2 separate regions of the Homo sapiens genome follow, and region 2 is linked to region 1. Evidence: chromatin loops called from intact Hi-C (ENCODE). Cell type or tissue: GM12878. All regions are shown on one strand. Each heading gives the region's core, and the rest is flanking DNA. Links, peaks and the distances in the headings are about the cores only.

Region 1 (6,142 bases), core at 544-5,543:
ACTGTGTTGATGAATGAGCCCAACACGGCTATGTAAAGTTCAAGAACAAAAAGAAATTATGTCCTTCACAGCAAGTTTACTTTTCTTCTAGGATTTCAGAGCAAACACATTGCCCTCTCTCCACCTATTTTCCGGAACAAGTATTTGCTTTCCCCACTACCCTCGTCAGACAAACACTGCAGCTTGGGACAGAAGTGTGCCTCCATTTGGAAACCATAGAACAACCCCAGCTGCTATTCATTAATGATAGGGGACCCAATCGCTAGTTGTAAACATGCTACAGAAAAAATATGATCAATTCTAAGAGACATGCTTTAAATGAGACACTGTAGTGGTAAGCTGTAAGAGAACTGATAGATCACTATTCTACCTTAAAAGAGATTGATACAAATGATTGCTAGGCTTTGTTAAAAAAACTAGCTTTTCTTTTTGAAAGCTATTAGTCACTCTGAAGAACTGGATTCAAGATATTATCTGTCTTGTTTCAGGCTTTTATTTCAAAGAATAAGTTTATATTTTGGTTACTTATGTTAAGGATGGAATTAAAGTGAGTTGTGTGCTGCAGCTTCCTTTTAGCCAGTGTGGTGGTGATTTTGTGAATTTGTGATAGCGTGGGGCCCCCAGGCTGAAGCCAGTAGTGAGACAGCAAGTGTTCAGGTATTTCAGTCAGCAACCTAGGGAGCAGAGCTCTTCAGAAATGAATAAGCAGGATTGCGAAAATATCCCTAGCTGGGCCCAGCCTGAAGGAAATGTTTAAATACCAATATCTCTTTGGCCGTCTTAGAGGCCTCCCAAGAACAAAAATAAAGGAAACTAAGGGCATGTTTTATTGACTATTGGAATAATCAGGTTTTTAGCAATAACATGTAGAATATAGTAAGAAAAAAACTTACGTCAAATAGTAGAATAAACATAAAAAGTCCAAAGAGGATTATTCTTCAAGTCTATTGCTGTTTCAATTCAGTTAGAGTTGAATAATGGCATCTCTGGCAGCCATAAGTGTTTTCTATTATTAGCAGTGTTACCATATACTATCCTGACATTACTAAAGTAATAACACCTTGCCTAGGAGTTCTTGAATTTGAAAAAAAAAAAAAAGCCTTTAAGCCAAACAGCACTTGTAACTATAATGCTAAATGAAGATAATTGAGCTACTTCAATCATGCACTCAAGATATTAATAATAAACCTGTCTTTTAAAAATAACAATTTACAAATAAGAATCTTTGTGTGACTTAACATTGCATGTCTAATATATTTTCAGTTTTCTTTAGTTGACTTATGGTGACACCAACTTACCCATAAAGAATGTCTTTAGTACCTATACCTGCTGAAAAAAAATACTGTGAAGGTTTGAATTATATTCCTTACACATAAATTATATTATTCTGCTTCAACTTGCTGCATTCAAAGGGAAACTATTTACTGGCATGTGTAATTAATTTTAATTAACACACAGCCTCAGCAAAGGGAACCGACATGGTACAAGCCTTGGTAGAAAATGTTAGTCACACTCTGCAGCTAACTCTGAGCAGATGCATAGTTTCATGAAGAAAATATTTGCAACGTCTAACTGTAGCGAGTTTTTCTCCTTTCTTTCTTTTTCTAATTTTGAAACTGCCTGTGTTTATTTCTTAGAATCTGAAAAAAAAAAGTACTGTGGGTATAAAGGAACAGTTTCAAAAAATGCAGTTGCAGAGAGTAGTTTTGACTATTCAAACAAGTAACTGCCTTTGCTCTCAGTGTGTGTTAAATCCACACCTCACTGAAATCTTTTATAGGTAAGAGTATGAGTGATATGTGTTATACTACCAGATATTAGCCTAAACTCTTTTTAATATTATAAAATGATTTTGCTTCAGAAAATAAATAAGTTGCTCTATCATCACTGTACTAAGGAGGACTCCTTTTCACTCTTAAAAATTGTTGAAGACCACAAAGAGCTTTTGTTTATGTGGACTGTGTGTGGATTATATCAGGAATATTGTGAGTTGGTTGACTTCACATTGTTGTTTGAAACTGGCCATAGTGAGAGTATTTATACCAGAAAACTAGCAAATGCTAAAATCATAGCTTCTCCTTTTTCTAGAAAGTCTGTTGATAAGCTTTTATCAGCACACCACCAATTATATTTATTGTTAGAAATTAAAAATGAGGTTTTAAAAATATTCATTTATTTAAAACTAACCCTAATAAACCCATTTTATGTTAACATAAATTATATGTTTTACTTTAAAAATTATTGAAAAGAGTGGCTTTTTTTTACAGTTTTGCAAATCTTCTTAATGTGTAGTTTAACAGAAGACAGCTGGATACCCATATCTGCTTCTGCTTTCAATCTGTTACAATATGTTGTTTTGGTTGAAATCAATGATGAAAACCTGGCCTCACACAGATGTGTAGAAAATGGAAGAGTATTTTAATAGCCTTTTAAAATTGTGGATCTTCTTCTTTGATATTCCACCAAAACTCGACAAGTAATTGTTTCTTAAAAGTTAATTGCAATGAGGGATCTGAAATCATATCAATGAGCTTTCTATATTCTGCTACACTGATTCATTGGTCTATCATGCACTTTAAATGGATCTTTTACTTATGAATGATTTTGTAACATCATACATTTGTCATTTGGAAAACATTGGTTCACTGATTTACACAGATCTTCCAAATGTTTATACATTTCATTCTACAATGCTTAAAAATCACATTCATTAATATCCACCAATCTTATCAGAAAAAGGGAAGGTGTCAATGACGCCCATGGTGATAGATATGAGTTTTCCAAAACTCTAACACAAAAATTTATCATTGGCCACAAATAGTGTCAGTTGTTTTCCTTTAAATGACAGGCTTATTTTGTTTATTTTTGAGAAAATATCTGCCAAAAACTGAAGTTTTAGTAACGATAGATTGTTAGCCAGTTTTTCAAGTAAAAACGGAATCCCATGAAAAACAGCATCTGCTTCACCTTACAACTGCTTTGCTTGAGACAAGCACTTCAGGATACAGCAGAAGTGCTTGTGTGTACTTCTTATTTTGTGACATGGAATATTAAAATTTAATCTCTAGAAAATATTCACTTATAATTAATACATAATTATTATCTAGAATATATGAATCTAAATTAAAATTTAATCTTTGGATATAATAGAATTAATATTTTTAACTGCTTCATCAGGATATCCTTAAGTGAAACTTGCTTTTTTTAAAACTGTGATGACATAGCAGTGAAGGCTACAATGACCATCAGTCAGTACCTCATTGTGATGTTGCCTTGGTTTATGCTAGGGCACCCACCCTTGCCTTTGCACCATCAGTGCAATGTTAATATATTTGTTGCTCCATAAACCATGAAATTAAAGTGATTCTACACTTTGGCTATTTCAGTAATACTTGTGTTCATTGATAAGAATTCATTTAAATGAATATCTTTGAGGATTAGTTAGTACTGATACCAGACAAATAGAATCAAAACAAGTGTCATTCTTTAGACTTGTCCATTTTAGGGCAAAAGTATAATTCTGCAGATTAGAGTTCTAAACTCATGTTTCATGGCAGCAACTAAATATTTAATTAGACAAATTAACTCTGTCATTTTAAAATTATAGTCATTTCTTTTTCTTGACTTCTGTTATCCAGTAGACATTCAGCAATGCCAACTGTACAAAAGCTTTTAGACTCTCAGCTAGTGTGCACTTCTCCAGCTAATGCAGCACAATGATTTATCCTATAAAATGCTTCAAGGACTTTTTCACTTCTAGTTTGAAAAGCCCTAACAAACAATATTGGGCTTACAAAGAACATACCTATGTCTAAAATATTTTATTCTTTTTTCTTTAAATGTTCAATGATTCATCTCAAAATGAGGCTGTAACTTAAGTGGCATTAAAATGCTATTCAAGTGTTCAATTGCAAAAGACAATAGGTAAATTATATACATATGTTAAAAAATAAGAGAAAGCTTTATTTGTAGTTTTAATTTTTTGTTATTTATAGTTTTGTCCTGTTTCTTTGCATTAGATGCCTTCCTTCTAGGAGTCAGAGCACTAACTCTGACATGTCAGTCTTATCTTCTTCAATATCTTTAGATGTAGCTGTTGCAGCTAGGGTTGAGAAAGTTTCTCTTCAAATCTCCCTTTTTTAAGCCAATGAGCCATCCTTAAACATAAGGAAAATACATTTTCTTTTATTTTAGAACTACTAAATCCTAAAATAATACATTTTAGATAAAAATTTTAAAACTACAAGTTTTGTAAATTAAAGCATTGCAAAACAAGACAAAAAGATATACTTACTTCTTGTTGTGTCTGTACATAGGCCCAAGGGAAACTTTAGGATTTCAAAATCACAATGTATTGGATGATAATGAGGTTAACAAAGATTATAGCAAGCATAAACAAAAATAATTATTAAGGGTGTGGTAGAAGCACTGAGAACAAATGAGTTAATCTCAGAAAATGCACATACTCTCTTTCAAATTTCTAGTACACAACTTTACTTTCCATTAATTGCCAGGTAATAACATCATCACATCATGTCCCTTTTTGATAAACTTCTCTGTATATTCATAACAGAATGAAAGTGAAAAAAGCAAACTAGTATTATGACAATGGTTTTGATCTGGAGAAACATCTGAAAGGATCTTGGGGACTCCTGAAAGAGTCCTGTGTACCCCAGTAGTCCCCAGATAATACTTTGAGGACTATTGTGAAATGGCAGTTATGCAATACGTGATATAATGATTCAGTGGTGTCACATCAGCTTAAGCTGTATTTTCATGCAATGGGGGGTGTGCTTATTGCATAAGTAAGTCTGTTGGATGTTTCTCTTACTTGTGAAGAATCAATATTACATTGATTGCCAAATTTGATTTTTCAAGTCCCCTACACACTGTCGTAAAGCAGATGGTAAAGACAGAATACCTCTGAAAAGTCAAACTCATGTCAGCTAAATTGATAGATTTATCTTAGCATCGAAAGCCATGTCACTCAGTCCCCTCCTACTCAACCCCAATATAAAAACCGAAACAGTGATGGAATTTCCAGAGCATTTGTTTACTCCCTTTAACTACCATTGCTCTTTGCTGAGTGATGATGCAGGGCAGATGGTGTCAGGGAGAGAAATCATCAACTAGCTCAGGATTGAAAGGGGATGAAGATGCTAGAAATGTGTTGATGTTTGAGAAGGATGTGTGGAAATGAAGAAGTGACTAAAGAGGACAGCCTTATCACCAACAACATAAGCATATCCCTTGCTCTTTAATTCTGCCCCAGAGGGAAAGGAACAGGGCTTCAGTCTCAAATGAGAGAGCCACTTTTCTAGTCTGGGGTAAAGATATCATGCATACCTTTCCTTCCTTCCCCTCCACTGTGATAGATCTGAGAAGTGATGAAAGCCAAGAAATATTGAGCTGTTGGATTTTTTTTACTAAATGCTATGTATGCCAAGGGTTATTTGCTTAATATCCTTCATCTTGGATCAAAATGGTGAGAAATTTAAAACCGAGAATTTCCCTGAAACACTGGTTTTTAAACCTTCTCTAGTGAAGGTTTTTTTTTTTTTTTTAATTTTCAATTACTTGCAGATCAATGCAAGGTCCTATTGCACGCCTGAGCAGTTTGCAACTTGCATGGCATGAGACTCACCTTATGAGTTCAGCAGCACTCAAACTGGTCTAAACACTTGAACAAGACAGACTAGTCCACTGATCAGGGCTTGGATGTCATAGCAGTGTCAAATTGCTACAAGGGCTTCCAACTGCTTACTCTTTGTTTCTGTATTTTTGTCATTATACACTAGTAAACAAGCAGTTCTGGGACCTGAAGCAATGCTCTGTTATTGGCCATCACAAATGTAAGGTTGAATTTGCCACATGCACTGTCTAGTCAAGGTTAATTATTCCTAGACAACTATGACTTGCCATCTGTGTAGCTGTTGCTAGATGCACAAGTAGAATTAGTTATGGTAGTGTGGGCTCATCAGGTAGAACCATTCAAAGTGTATATCACTTATATCTCATAGATTAGAACACATGGTCCAGATACTTATTAAATTATTGGATAGATCAAATTTCCATTAACTATACCTCTAACACAGAGGCTATCATCTGTGTGAATATACAGATGATAGAACATACAGAACAA
Region 2 (6,142 bases), core at 444-5,443, 66 kb after region 1:
GGTGCCTATCAATGGCATACCACATTTTCTTTGTCCATATATGCCATGGAATACCATGTGGCCATAAAAAAGAGTGACATCATGTCCTTTGCAGCAACATGGATGCAGCTGGAGGCTATCATCCTAATCAAATTAACACAGAAACAGAAAACCAAATACCACATGTTCTCACTTATAAGTGGGAGCTAAACACTGAGTACACATGGATATACAGAAGACAACAGTAGACACTGGGGACTACTGGATAGGGGAGGGAAAGAGGGGACGTGGACTGAAAAATTACTTTTTGGGTACTATGCTCAGTACCTGGGTGACAGGATCATTTGGACCCCAAACCTCAGCATCACATAATATACTCATGTAACAAACCTGCACGTTTACCCCCTGAATCCAAAATAAAAGTTGAAGTCAAAAAGTCAAAAAAAGAAGGGAAAGAGAATACAAATATCACATCTGAGAGTGGTAAACATCCACATTTTAGCTTGAATTTAGCAATGTCTAAAGACATATTTGATTGTCACAGCCGGGTTGGGGGTGCTACTATCTAGTGGGTATAGGCCAGAGATGCTGCTAAACACCCTATAAGGCACAGGACAGCCCCCCACACAAAGAATGATCCGTCTAAAATGTCAGTAGTACTGCTGTTGAGAATCTCCATTTTAGAGAGAAAGAGCATGAAGCTTAGCAAAGTTAGCAAACTGGCCAAAGGTCACACATCTAATAAGTGAACGCATCAGGATTTGATTAAACCCAGGGTTAAGTCTAGCGTTAATGCACTTTCTAATGTTTATACTCAATTTCAACCTAATTTATTATTGTATACAAATTTAGAATAAACATCTTTATGCATAATTTCTCATCTACATTTCTGATTATTTCCTTAGGGTAGATTTATAGAAGAGAAAAGTGTCACAGGAAATACACAATTAAAGGTTTTCTATAATTATAATTTATATATATAAATTTTATAATTTATATATTACATTTTTAAAAATTATTACTACAAATTATAAAGTTTTGATTCATGTCATCAGTTTACTTTCCTTAAATCTAGAGCTGGTTCACATTCCTGATATCTTACCTAATCACAGCCTACAATGTTTTCTTTTACCTTCTTATTTAATCCTTGGCAGTTTGATCGTGTCTTTACCTTTAAAAAAAAAAAAAAAAGTCCCTCCTCTCAGATAGTCTTCTTTAACTGCAACTGCACACCTATTGACTCTAATTAGAGGGATAAGGGAATGCAGAGTTTTAAAGTGCCAGTCAGAGCTCAAATCCCAGCTCTGCTGCTAACTAGTTGGGTGACTTTGTGCAAGTGACTCTGATCCTCTCTCCTCATTCATTAAATGGAGCTTGATGACAATCTACCTCACGAGGACTAAATGAGTTAATATTTGTGAAATATGTAGAATAGTGCAAGGAACAAACTTAATTCTCAAAATGTATTGGCTATCTTCCAATGTATCGGCTATCATTATTTTTTGTACTTGCATGATGTTTTCATCTTTGTCAAAGTGCCTTCTGTGATTCTGGAACCAATAGTTTTTCTGACTCCCAATGTTATCCTCATTCTCCAAATATCACCCCTTTTCCAAGCTTACCATTTACCAAGGACTTTACTATTTAATAAGGCCCTGATAGGCATCATTAGGGCTACCTATTGCTGAGTTATTTATGGCCTGGCTTTTACATTCAGAATTTGTTTGTGGCCTGGCATCTTATTCCAGTCTTCCCTAAACACTGTATTTTCATATACCCTACTACTAAACCAGTTCCACAGAGATTACAGATTACACATCTCAGTCGTTCTCTGCTGTTATATTTTCTTAGATGAACATTCTCTATAGCAGTGCTTCCCAAAGTATGCTCAGACTATTTAAAAAGAAGAGAAGAAGATTCCATTATCCAAAACATTTAAGTTACATTGTGTTCTGCATCTCCCTTCTGGTGATACACAAAGTATATTAGCATTTTAAAGTATTTGAGAAAAACAGGGATAAAGAAACATGTAAAAGTTTTTAACACCGTAATTCCTGAATTTATTTGATCAAATAACACACTTTTTAAGAAAATCACACCTGTCACCATCTTGTAGAATAGTATCAATGTTCAGTTGGGAACACTGTTGAAGAATAGGGAAGAGACCATGAGTGTCCACTAGCTCAAGTTTTCTCAAAGTGGGCCATCTGCCTTGCATCAGACATAGCCAAGTTGCTAATTAAAAATGCAAACTCCTGGGCTAATCCCAAGTCTTCTGAATTGGAATATCTGGGAATATGGCTTGGGAGTATTCATTTTATTTTATTTTATTTTATTTTATTTTTATTTTATTTTATTTTATTTTATTTTATTTTATTTTATTTTATTTTATTTTATTTTATTATTTTGAGACAGAGTCTGGCTTTTGTCCCCTAGGCTGGAGTGCAATGGTGCAATCTTGGCTCACTGCAACCTCCACCTCCCAGGTTCAAGCGATTCTCATGCCTCAGCCTCCCAAGTAGCTGGGACCACAGGCGCCCGCCACCAAGCCCGGCTGATTTTTGTATTTTTAGTAGAGACGGGGTTTCATCATGTTGGCCAGGCTGGTCTCGAACTCCTGACCTGGTGATCCACCTGCCTCAGCCTCCCAAAGTGCTGGGATTACAGGCGTGAGCCACTGCACCCCGCCTGGGAGTATTCATTTTAAACAAACTGCCAGAGTAATTTTGATAACCTCTAAAGTTTTGAAATTACTGTGCTAGGTACTAACAGCAGCCAGAGTGTAAATTACAAAAGCTATGACTATTTTCCTTCCGTTACCATTGAGGAGAATTTTTAAACCCATAGCCTTTGATTTTACTGTGAAGCACATTGATGTAATAGTGAGAATCATGCCCTAAGTCTGGGTTTACCAGAAATTCAGCTTTCGAATCACATCCTTCCCAAGTCCCTGTCAGCTGTGAGCAATAGCAAATCATTTTTCCAGTAGCTTAGGAGCCTGTGAATGGATTCTGTTCACAGCTTTAACACTGATGGTGGGGAGTCATTCCATTTCCTCATTGAAAACGACTGTTGGCAATCCCCAGGCTGGAAGGATGATATAGAGAAGCCTAGTGCATTTCTCTGTGGCACAGGATCAGAGCAGCCACAGCCCACCAGGTGCGCCCTGAGAGCTCATATTAACTCACTCTTTTCTGTATATTTGTTTGTTCAAAGAAGTCATTACCATATCTCTTTGTACTTTTCTGCTAAGTAGCTCTGAAAACTTTCAGGGAGTTTTTCAGATGAACCTAAGTGTATAATCAATCCTTCATTATGGTTTTAAATCCAGAATGAAAGTGCATCTGAACTTGACACACGTAAATAGTAGAAAGTTTGTTTGTGCAGGTGTATAGTTTTAGTTTTCTTTCTTTTAACATTCTTGCTTTTTAGAATTATTCTACTAAATAATATTAACTTGTTCAAAGGTGTATTCACAGTTTCTCTTGATCATGATGTTCATTGACATTTGGTTTTCTAAATAAAAAAGAAAGTTTGATTACTATTGAAGAAAAGTTGGGGGGAACATCTCACTGTGAAATATTTGGTCGTATTTTGATATGTTAAGTTGTTGCTTTTCAATGTGTAAAAAGCTTTTCCTCTTGGGATTATTTTACAGTCTACCTCTAACTAAATTTCATTCCTGACTTCTCAGTGTATTGAATGCTTGCATCTGCCACACTTGGGGGAAGGAAGCACCATGAAAATGCTGTTCTTGAAAATTTTTACCCAACTTCAAACTGTGTTACCTTTTTATTTCTGTTTATTTTCTCACCAATATGTTTCTAGAACATTCACATTAGCTCATATCACCTTAGCAACCTCATCTCTGTCAAACACCTTTGCCCTTGCCCTGGCCTCATTATCAGCATTAGCCAGTCAGTCACCTGTTTGGGAACCAAGGGCTCCTCAAAATCGTGCAGTTTGAAATAGATTTTGTCATGCTATGCTTACGGGCCAAAGCACCCAGAGGTGTAACAAACACTTGGTGTTTAGCTATATTTTAGGGCAACAGATTCCGAATCTTCCCCCAGCTTGGGGATTCAGTGTGTCTGCCTAGATCTTCCTGAGTCACCTCCCAGTTGATATGTGAAAGAAGCCTACAAGCCCACCGTCTTTCATATATCCTCCCTGCTTGTCCTGCCTGTTGGAGTTTGATGTCATTTATTGCTTCTCTCACCTCACATCAGTTCTGTTCAACAATTTTTTATTGAGCACCTGCTAGGTGCTAAGAATAAAAGATTACTAAGTCAGTCATGATTTCTGTTCTTAAGGAGCTCACTATAGAACAGAAGTTTACAATAGAGGGTGATAGAAAGGTGTGCTCAGGGTTCACTGGGTCATAATGCATGACACCTGATTTGTGAGGTCAGGTGTGGTGGGACATATGCCTGGACAATAGGCAAGGAGTCCAATCACTAAAGATAGTATACTTCATCCAGTGCCATCAAGAAGCTATGAAAGGTCAGAGTGGTGTTTTAGATTGTGCAATCTAGCAGCTGTATGAAGAATGGATTTAGTGGGAGCCAGAAGTAGTACTAGTTAAGGAGAGCCAAGGAGAGTCATAGTATTTAAGGAGAGAGGTGGCAAGGACCTGAACCAAGGAGAGTTTTAAGGAATAGATGATGATGCAAATGAAAACTGTGCCCCTTCCCAATCTTTTGGGTTAGATTCCTTCTGGGAATTTAGGATGTAATCAGAATCAGATGTAGGTCAACATATTCCCTTGTATTATAAATGTAGGTTGACAGCCTCTACTCCATGGAAGCAGCACCGCTCTGTCCCCATTGCTGGTCTCAGTTTCTGTTTCCATAGGAGAAGCACTACTTGGTCCGCATAGCTGGTCCTAACTTCAGTTTCTGTCTCCCATACTGGTCCCCTGCCTAGCTCCCACTGGTCTGCTTTACAAGATCACCATTGAGGTTTATGCTGACCATTCTTAGGAGCTTTTCCTGATGGGTCACTGACAAACATGGTGCATTCACTATGAACTTTACGATCTTCATGACACAAAGTGAAGAATAAATTAGAATAAATTGTGTTAAGCACATTTCATTGATTCATGGAGTAGAATTTCCCTTCACTAAATCAATGCAATGAGACATTTCAGTTGGGGAAGGGGGAAGCAGAGACTATGGTGTTTTCTAGATAGACTATGGGGTTTTCAGAATTATGTCATCTGCAAACAGGGACAGTATGACTTCCTCTTCCTATTTGGATATCTTTTATTTCTTTCTCTTGCCTGATAGCTCTGGCCAAGACTTCCAATACTGTGTTGAATAGGAGTTGGGAGAGAGGGCATTCTTGTCTTCTGCTGGTTTTCAGGGAAGTGCTTCCAGCTTTTGTCCATTCAGTATGTTGTTGACTGTGGGTTGGTCAGAGATGGCTCTTATTATTGAAATATGTGCCATCAATGCCTAGTAAACCCCATAGTCTCTGCCCAAAAGCTCCTTGAGCTGATAAGCAACTTCAGCAAAGTTTCAGGATACAAAATCAACATACAAAAATCAGTATTCCCACACCAACAACATCCAAGCCAAGAGCCAAATCAGGAAATCAATCCCATTCACAGCTGCCACAAAAAGAATAAAATACCTAGGAATACAACTAACCAGGGAGGTGAAAGATCTCTACAATGAGAATTACAAAACACTGCTAAAAGGAATCAGAGATGACACAAGAAAATGGAAGCAAATTCCATACTTATGGATAGGAATAATCAATATCATTAAAATGGCCATACTGCCTAAAGCAATTTGTAGACTCAATGCTATTCCTATTAAACTACCAGTAGTATTCTTCACAGAATTGGAAAAATCTAGTATAAAATTCAGATAAACCAAAAATGATCCTGAATAGCCAAGGCCATCCTAAGCAAAAAGAATAAAGCTGGATGCATCATGTTACCCAACTTCAAGCTATACTGCAGGGCTACAGTCATCAAAACGGCATTGTACTGGTACAAAAACAGACGTATAGACTAATGGAACAGAATAGAGAGCCCAGAAATAATGCTGCACACCTTCAGCCATCTAATTTTCAACAAAGCTGATAAAAGCATTGGGGAAAGGACTCCCTATTCCCTAACTGGACCTAGGATAACTGGCTAGCTATATGCAGAAGA

The links. Peaks named below come from ENCODE experiments on the same cell type or tissue, not always from the same donor. Only the 100,000 strongest peaks of a DNase experiment are listed, where the experiment ranks them.
Region 2: it touches region 1 in a loop (2.1-fold over the local background); 3 of 110 quality-filtered maps call a loop at or near these places.

Annotation. Positions count from the first base shown.
Region 1 is chr1:172,269,176-172,275,317 of GRCh38, forward strand. The region is part of intron 15 of DNM3 (dynamin 3); the gene reads left to right. Among named protein-coding and RNA genes, the nearest start is that of DNM3OS, 130 kb to the left of the region's middle. In GM12878, for the core only: no CTCF peak of the experiment used is centred there; no DNase peak of the experiment used is centred there; H3K4me3 peaks cover 499 bases; H3K27ac peaks cover 1,800 bases.
Region 2 is chr1:172,335,547-172,341,688 of GRCh38, forward strand. The region is part of intron 17 of DNM3 (dynamin 3); the gene reads left to right. Among named protein-coding and RNA genes, the nearest start is that of C1orf105, 82 kb to the right of the region's middle. In GM12878, for the core only: no CTCF peak of the experiment used is centred there; a DNase peak (open chromatin) is centred at 3,000; H3K4me3 peaks cover 543 bases; H3K27ac peaks cover 3,482 bases.